Regions from separate parts of the Homo sapiens genome. Here region 2 is linked to region 1. Evidence: chromatin loops called from intact Hi-C (ENCODE). Cell type or tissue: A673. All regions are shown on one strand. Links, peaks and the distances in the headings refer to the core of each region. The heading gives the core; the rest is flanking DNA.

Region 1 (2,919 bases), core at 183-2,682:
AGTACCTTAAGTCGACTTTCCCAATTTTTTAGGACCAGTTTGGGAATCTAACAAATAAATCATCTTGAATAAAGTTCTTCAATTTTTCAGGAAGGCAGAGGAAAACTAAACTAGGTATTGCGTGGCATTTATACTTTTTTTAGGTGGGCAGGGCTTTTACTTTAATCATTGATTTTATCTTATTTATTTTTAAAATAAGCGCTTGCATGAGATACTGTTCTAAGAGCTTTATAACTCCTCTAAATCCTCATTACAACCATATGATGTTGGCATCTCTACAAATGAGAAAACCATGGCACACTTATTAGTGAAAGTTAAATAGTGGAACTTAAATTAGTGGTAGGAAGTTATAGTGCTATTTATAGCAGTTGTACAGCTAGTAAGGGGCAGAGTCACTATTCAAATGTAATAATAGTCTCTGGTTCCAAAGTCAGTTCTCTTTACCACTGGTATTCTCTCTTTTCATTTTTACTCTTATTTATTTAGAAAAGCTTTGGATTAAGAGTAGAATTCAGGGCCGGGCGTGGTGGCTAAGGCCTGTAATCCCAGCACTTTGGGAGGCCAGGTGGATCACAAAATCAACAGATCGAGACCATCCTGGCCAACATGGTGAAATCTTGTTTCTACTAAAAATACAAAAATTAGCTGGGCATGGTGGCGCACACCTGTAGTCCCAGCTACTCAGGAGGCTGAGGCAGGAGAATCTCTTGAACACAGAAGGCAGAGGTTGCAGTGAGCCGAGACTGTGCCACTGCACTCCAGCCTGGTGACAGAGTGAGATGCTGTCTCAAAAAAAATAAAAGTAAAAATAAAAGTAGAAGAATTCAGTAATAAGTGGGGTGTGATAATCTAAACACACTGAGTTTGTATTCATTTCCTAGAGCTGCTGTAACAAGGCCCCATAAACTGAGTGGTTTAAAACAACAGAAATGTATTCTATCCCAGTTTTGGAGGCTAGAATTCCAAACTCAAGGCATGATAAGGGCCATTTTCTCTCTGAGACTGGGTAGAATCTTTTGTTGTGTTTTTCTAGTGCCTGCTGGTGATCAACAATCTCTGATGTTCCCTGGCTTGCAGCTGCATCACTCTATTCTCTGCCTCTGTCATCACGTGGTGTTCTCCCCATGTGTCTCTGTGTCTATTCTTTTCGGCTTTCAGGACACCAGACATACTCTATTAAGGTCCCACCCTCCACTGATAGGATCACATCTTAATTTAACCAATTACATCACAATGGCCCTATTTCCAAATATGGTTGCATTCTGAAGTTCCACGAAGGACATGAATTTGGAGAAACCACTATTCAACCCAGTACACAGCTCATGAGTCAGATATTATTATGTAGAGCACTTCTCATTTTAAGCCCAGAAACCCTAAACGAAAAGTGGGGCTGTGCACCAGGAATCTTCATGCTTTTGTTTTTGTTTTTTGGGTTTAATCCTGTGCTGGATTATAACCTAAGGGGGAATACTAATTTACTGTTCTCAATTCCTGCTTTTTTCCTGCTTCCCATTGCCCCTTTGTTCATGATTCATTTTTATTCTTGATGTTTTTCTTCTGGAATGTTCTGTGAGTTTTTTAAGGAGCATTTTCTTACCTGTTATCATAACTTATGGAAAGGTTGGTTTCCCTGCATTCTTGTGAATTTGAGACAGTTGATTCAGAAACCAGCTTTGGTGTGCTGGTGATTAAGTTCTGGTAGGTTCCTTGTAAGGATATTTTGTACACATCCTTACAGGTTTGTAACTAAGGTTCAATACATGGTAATAGTTATTTGTATTTTCTATTGTTATCATCAATGTTAAAATAGCAGATTTTGAGAAATGTGATACTACCTCAAATTCCAGACCTGGGACCTTCTCTTTTCCCTTGAAATAAAAGAGTAATTGGTCCAATTGTGTCAACCCATTTTCTTTTCTTTATTTACAGGGTGCCCGGGAAACATTTGAGAATTACTACCGAAAACAGAGGCGAAAACAGGCTCGTTTGGTACTTCAACCTCCATCTAACATGGTAGGATTACCATCTTCACTTTTCTCACATTTTTACTTTTCCTCCTTGATGTCTTTTGATGCGTGTGTGTGTGTGTGTGTGTGTGTGTCTGTGTGTGTGTGTTTACTGTCATTCTGAGACCACTTTTGGTGGATGTGACTTGCAGTAAGAAAACATTTATTGATTGCTGTGTGTCTGGCACTGTTCTAAGTACTAGATATGTGCTGTCATATTTCCTCTTCATTGGTAGATAATATTATTATTTTTACCTTATCAGATATCATCTAGGGAGCTGAGCCTTAAGAGATTAAGTGACTGATTTTAACTTAGTCTTAATGTAACAAAACAGAAACAATAACTTTTTCTTCTTTGCTTTGTTGCAGCATGAAACTTTAGATGGCTACAGGAAGTATTTTAATCAAATTGTAGGGTAGGTATATATATATATATATATATATTTATTTATTTATTTATTTATTTATTTATTGAAATTTATACTCTTTCCATACATAGAGTTGTGAATGTTGGAAAAATAAATCAGGTTTTCCTTAGGAAATTCTTTTCATTTTCTTTTTTTTAATCCTTAAGACAAGATTTGTTTTTGATTTTCTAATGATTTAAAAGGAACACCCTGCTGGTTTCAACTTTATATTGCTGGAGGGCATTTTTGTGGATAAAGTGAGAAAAACATTGAATTGTAATCTTATTACACTTGATGTTTTGTTTCTTTGTTTTTGGTAAATGGAACCAAATAATCAGCAAAAGTTGGCAAACTTTTTCCAAAAGGGCCAGATAGTAAAATATTTTAGGCTTAGTAGGCCATATGGTCTCTTTCACAACTGCTTAGCTCTGTTGTTATAGTGCAAAAGTAGCTATAGATGATACGTAAATGATGAGCATGGCTATGTTCCAATAAAACAATCTTTA
Region 2 (2,919 bases), core at 113-2,612, 320 kb after region 1:
ACTACTCTCTATACCATAGCTTCACTGGCCTGGCACAGTGGCTTGTGCCTGTAATCCCAGCACTTTGGAAGGCCAAGATAGTGGGAGAACAAAAGTTTGAGACCAGCTTTGGCAATATAGCAAAACCCTGTCTCTACCAAAAATAAATAAATAAAAATTATTTTAAAAAGAAATTCATTAGATTTAGAATCTTAGAGCTGGAGGGACATTAGATATCTGGTCATCAGTAAATGTGAGTTTTAGAAGGAATCCTGAGTTGCAAGGCTACTAATGACAAATCCAGGGCTACAGTACTGGTCTTCTCTCTTCTATTTCAGAAGTCTAAAAATCTCTCAAGCCGGGTGCAGTGGCTCATGCTTGTAATTCCAGCACTTTGGGAGGCCAAGGTGGGCGGATCACCTGAGGTCAGGAGTTCAAGACCAGCCTGGCCAACATGGTGAAACCCCGTTTCTACTACAAATACAAAAATTAGCAGGGGGTGGTGGCACACGCTTGTAATCCCAGCTACTCGGGAGGCTGAGGCAGGAGAATCACTTGAACCCGGGAGGTGGAGGTTGCAGTGAGCCGAGATCGTGCCGTTGCACTCCAGTCTGGGTGAGAAGAATGAAACTCCGTCTCAAAATAAAAATAAAAATAAAAACCTCCCAAAAGCCGAAAGAATATGTCTGCAGCTACCAAAGGAAAGCAGGATGACTAATGGTATGTTTGTTAACCAAAAGACAGATAATATGGAACAAACTAAAAGGTCTAGGGTTTCAGGATGTTTTGAAAATGCCAGGCAGAATTCGGGCAAAAATTGTTTCATGTAGGATGCTTGATCCCTTAGATGAGAATTCTGAGAAGTAATATTGTGACAGTTTCTGGCATGAGGACAGAAAGGAGATTCTGATAGAAAAGGAAGGGTATTCATGGTGATGGGGAATGGCGGTGGAGAGGAAGCTATTTGTCCTACTAGGGTTTAGGTAATTTAAAACCTCACTGTTTCTTTGAGCATTAACTGCCCTTGGTCATTGAAACCTGCCAGAGGCCCGTAGCCAGCCTTACCCTCTGCCTATAAAAATTCATAGTGAGCAAAGACAAAGAGAAAAATTAAGACATATCTCTTCACTTTCCCCATCCTCCCAAATACAAACACGTATTTCTGAATAGTCTTCAGCAAGTTTTGCTTCTTAGACTTGGCCAAGATTTTTAGCAAGCACTTACCTACTGGGCCTGCTTGTATGCATTGCCTTTGAGGATCCTGGAATTGAGTGTGGTGCTGAACTGTAAGGTAGCCTTACCCTTTAAGTCAGCTGTCTAATAAAATCACCTTGAAAATCTAAATAGAATTTCCAATCTTCCGTGGTGTGTGGCTCAATATTACAGCCTAGTGGTTGTCAGAAATCACAGTGACTCACTAGCCAGCTCTGGGTGGGACTCTGTTCTTTCGTCTGATATTCACACTTACTGCACCACTCTCTCTTCATGTGGTTCCCTTAGTGAATTCTGTTGCTTCCTGGAATCTCATTGAGTTTCTGCTCTGCTCTTCTTGGAGGTTCTTTCCAGCTTTAAACATGAATAAAGGCTAGGAAAGCCAGGCAATGATTCAACCAGCCCTTGTCACACAGTCATAGTTGCCTCATACCAGGATTTAAATATGGTCCCCACTTTGGACTTTCCTGACCCATGCACCCCAGATTAGTAGTCATCTGATTTCAGTGTTGTTTCCTGTTGAATTGTGTAAGTACTGGCATAGCTTAAGCAAAAGACACATACAAAAGAACTCAGAGATGTATTGGTTCATCTGCTTTTGTTTGGAATGAGAACAGTTATGGGGAACAGTGCAGACCTGAGCTCTTGGCATAGTAGAAGGATGTTAAAGAGACTTAACTTCAAATCTAGTAGCTTTGGAGTTAAAGAGACTTAAATTCATATCTAAGGCCTGCTATTTACTACTTTCTTTGTACTTACTACTTACTTTGTACTTACTACTACTTTGCTATTTATTTACTTTCTTATTCACATCTAGCAAAATAATAACCTATCTCACAGAATTATGTAAAGGATCCAATAACGTTATCTAAGTTAAACATATGTCACTTAGCCAACACTTGGTTCTCAGTAAATATCTATAAATTTCTTTTTCTCTGCCTTATAATTTTACTTGGCCTGATCTGAAAAGTCCTTTTCAAAATGGACCCAGCTAGTAGAGAAAGGGGAAAAGGAGGAGGCAGCCTGCTCTGTGAGAGAGCAGGCCCTTAATGCTTTGTTGGTTTTCCTTGGAGGCAAGAGTTCTTTTGGGATCTGTTCTGAAGGCCATTTGTTTAGCTCATCTGAAAACATGGTGTTCTAAGCAGGCTTGACAACACTGGCTTGAACCTGAAATATGTTTCTTTTCATATTGGCCCTATGTCCTCTTTGTGGGACATATATGTCAGCTCAGCTGGTGGGCAAAAGTTAGGACTGGTAATGACCCTAATTAATGTGGTATACCCTGCCAATGAGAGAACGCTCTGGGAATGTGAGAGGCATGTAGATCATGGGGCAATATCCAACATTCTCCTCTTTGCTCTGTCCTGTGTCCTATCCAGCTTCAAAACCCTATACAAAAGTTTCAGACTGATGGCCCAATGAGTGATTGGCATAATGTTTTTAAAACATCTAAATGTGAATGCCTTTAGGAGGATTATGTACTCTAGTTTTCCATAGCCCCCACTACCCACTATCATATTTCATCTGCCTGATTCATTCATTTATATTGTGTGCCTGGTCTCTAAAGGCAACTGATTTTGAAAAACCTGCCTTGTGATCACATTTTAGTCTTCCTTGTCTCCTCCAACATTCAGTCAGCCTTCAAATCCTTCAGTCCGACCTGAGACAGTGGCCATTCCTCTGTCATCCTGTTGTTGCCATCCCAATCCAGATCCTCATTGTCTCAGA

What was found. Peaks named below come from ENCODE experiments on the same cell type or tissue, not always from the same donor. Only the 100,000 strongest peaks of a DNase experiment are listed, where the experiment ranks them.
Region 2: it touches region 1 in a loop (2.2-fold over the local background); 1 of 110 quality-filtered maps calls a loop at or near these places.

Annotation. Positions count from the first base shown.
Region 1 is chr2:72,514,137-72,517,055 of GRCh38, reverse strand. It overlaps EXOC6B (exocyst complex component 6B), which reads left to right. Exons shown (of 22, transcript NM_015189.3): 9 at 1,930-2,013; 10 at 2,376-2,422. Among named protein-coding and RNA genes, the nearest start is that of EXOC6B, 310 kb to the left of the region's middle. In A673, for the core only: no CTCF peak of the experiment used is centred there; DNase peaks (open chromatin) are centred at 1,195 and 2,055; H3K4me3 peaks cover 1,690 bases; H3K27ac peaks cover 2,500 bases.
Region 2 is chr2:72,197,613-72,200,531 of GRCh38, reverse strand. All of the region lies in intron 20 of EXOC6B (exocyst complex component 6B), which reads left to right. Among named protein-coding and RNA genes, the nearest start is that of CYP26B1, 51 kb to the right of the region's middle. In A673, for the core only: a CTCF peak has its summit at 1,376; no DNase peak of the experiment used is centred there; H3K27ac peaks cover 667 bases.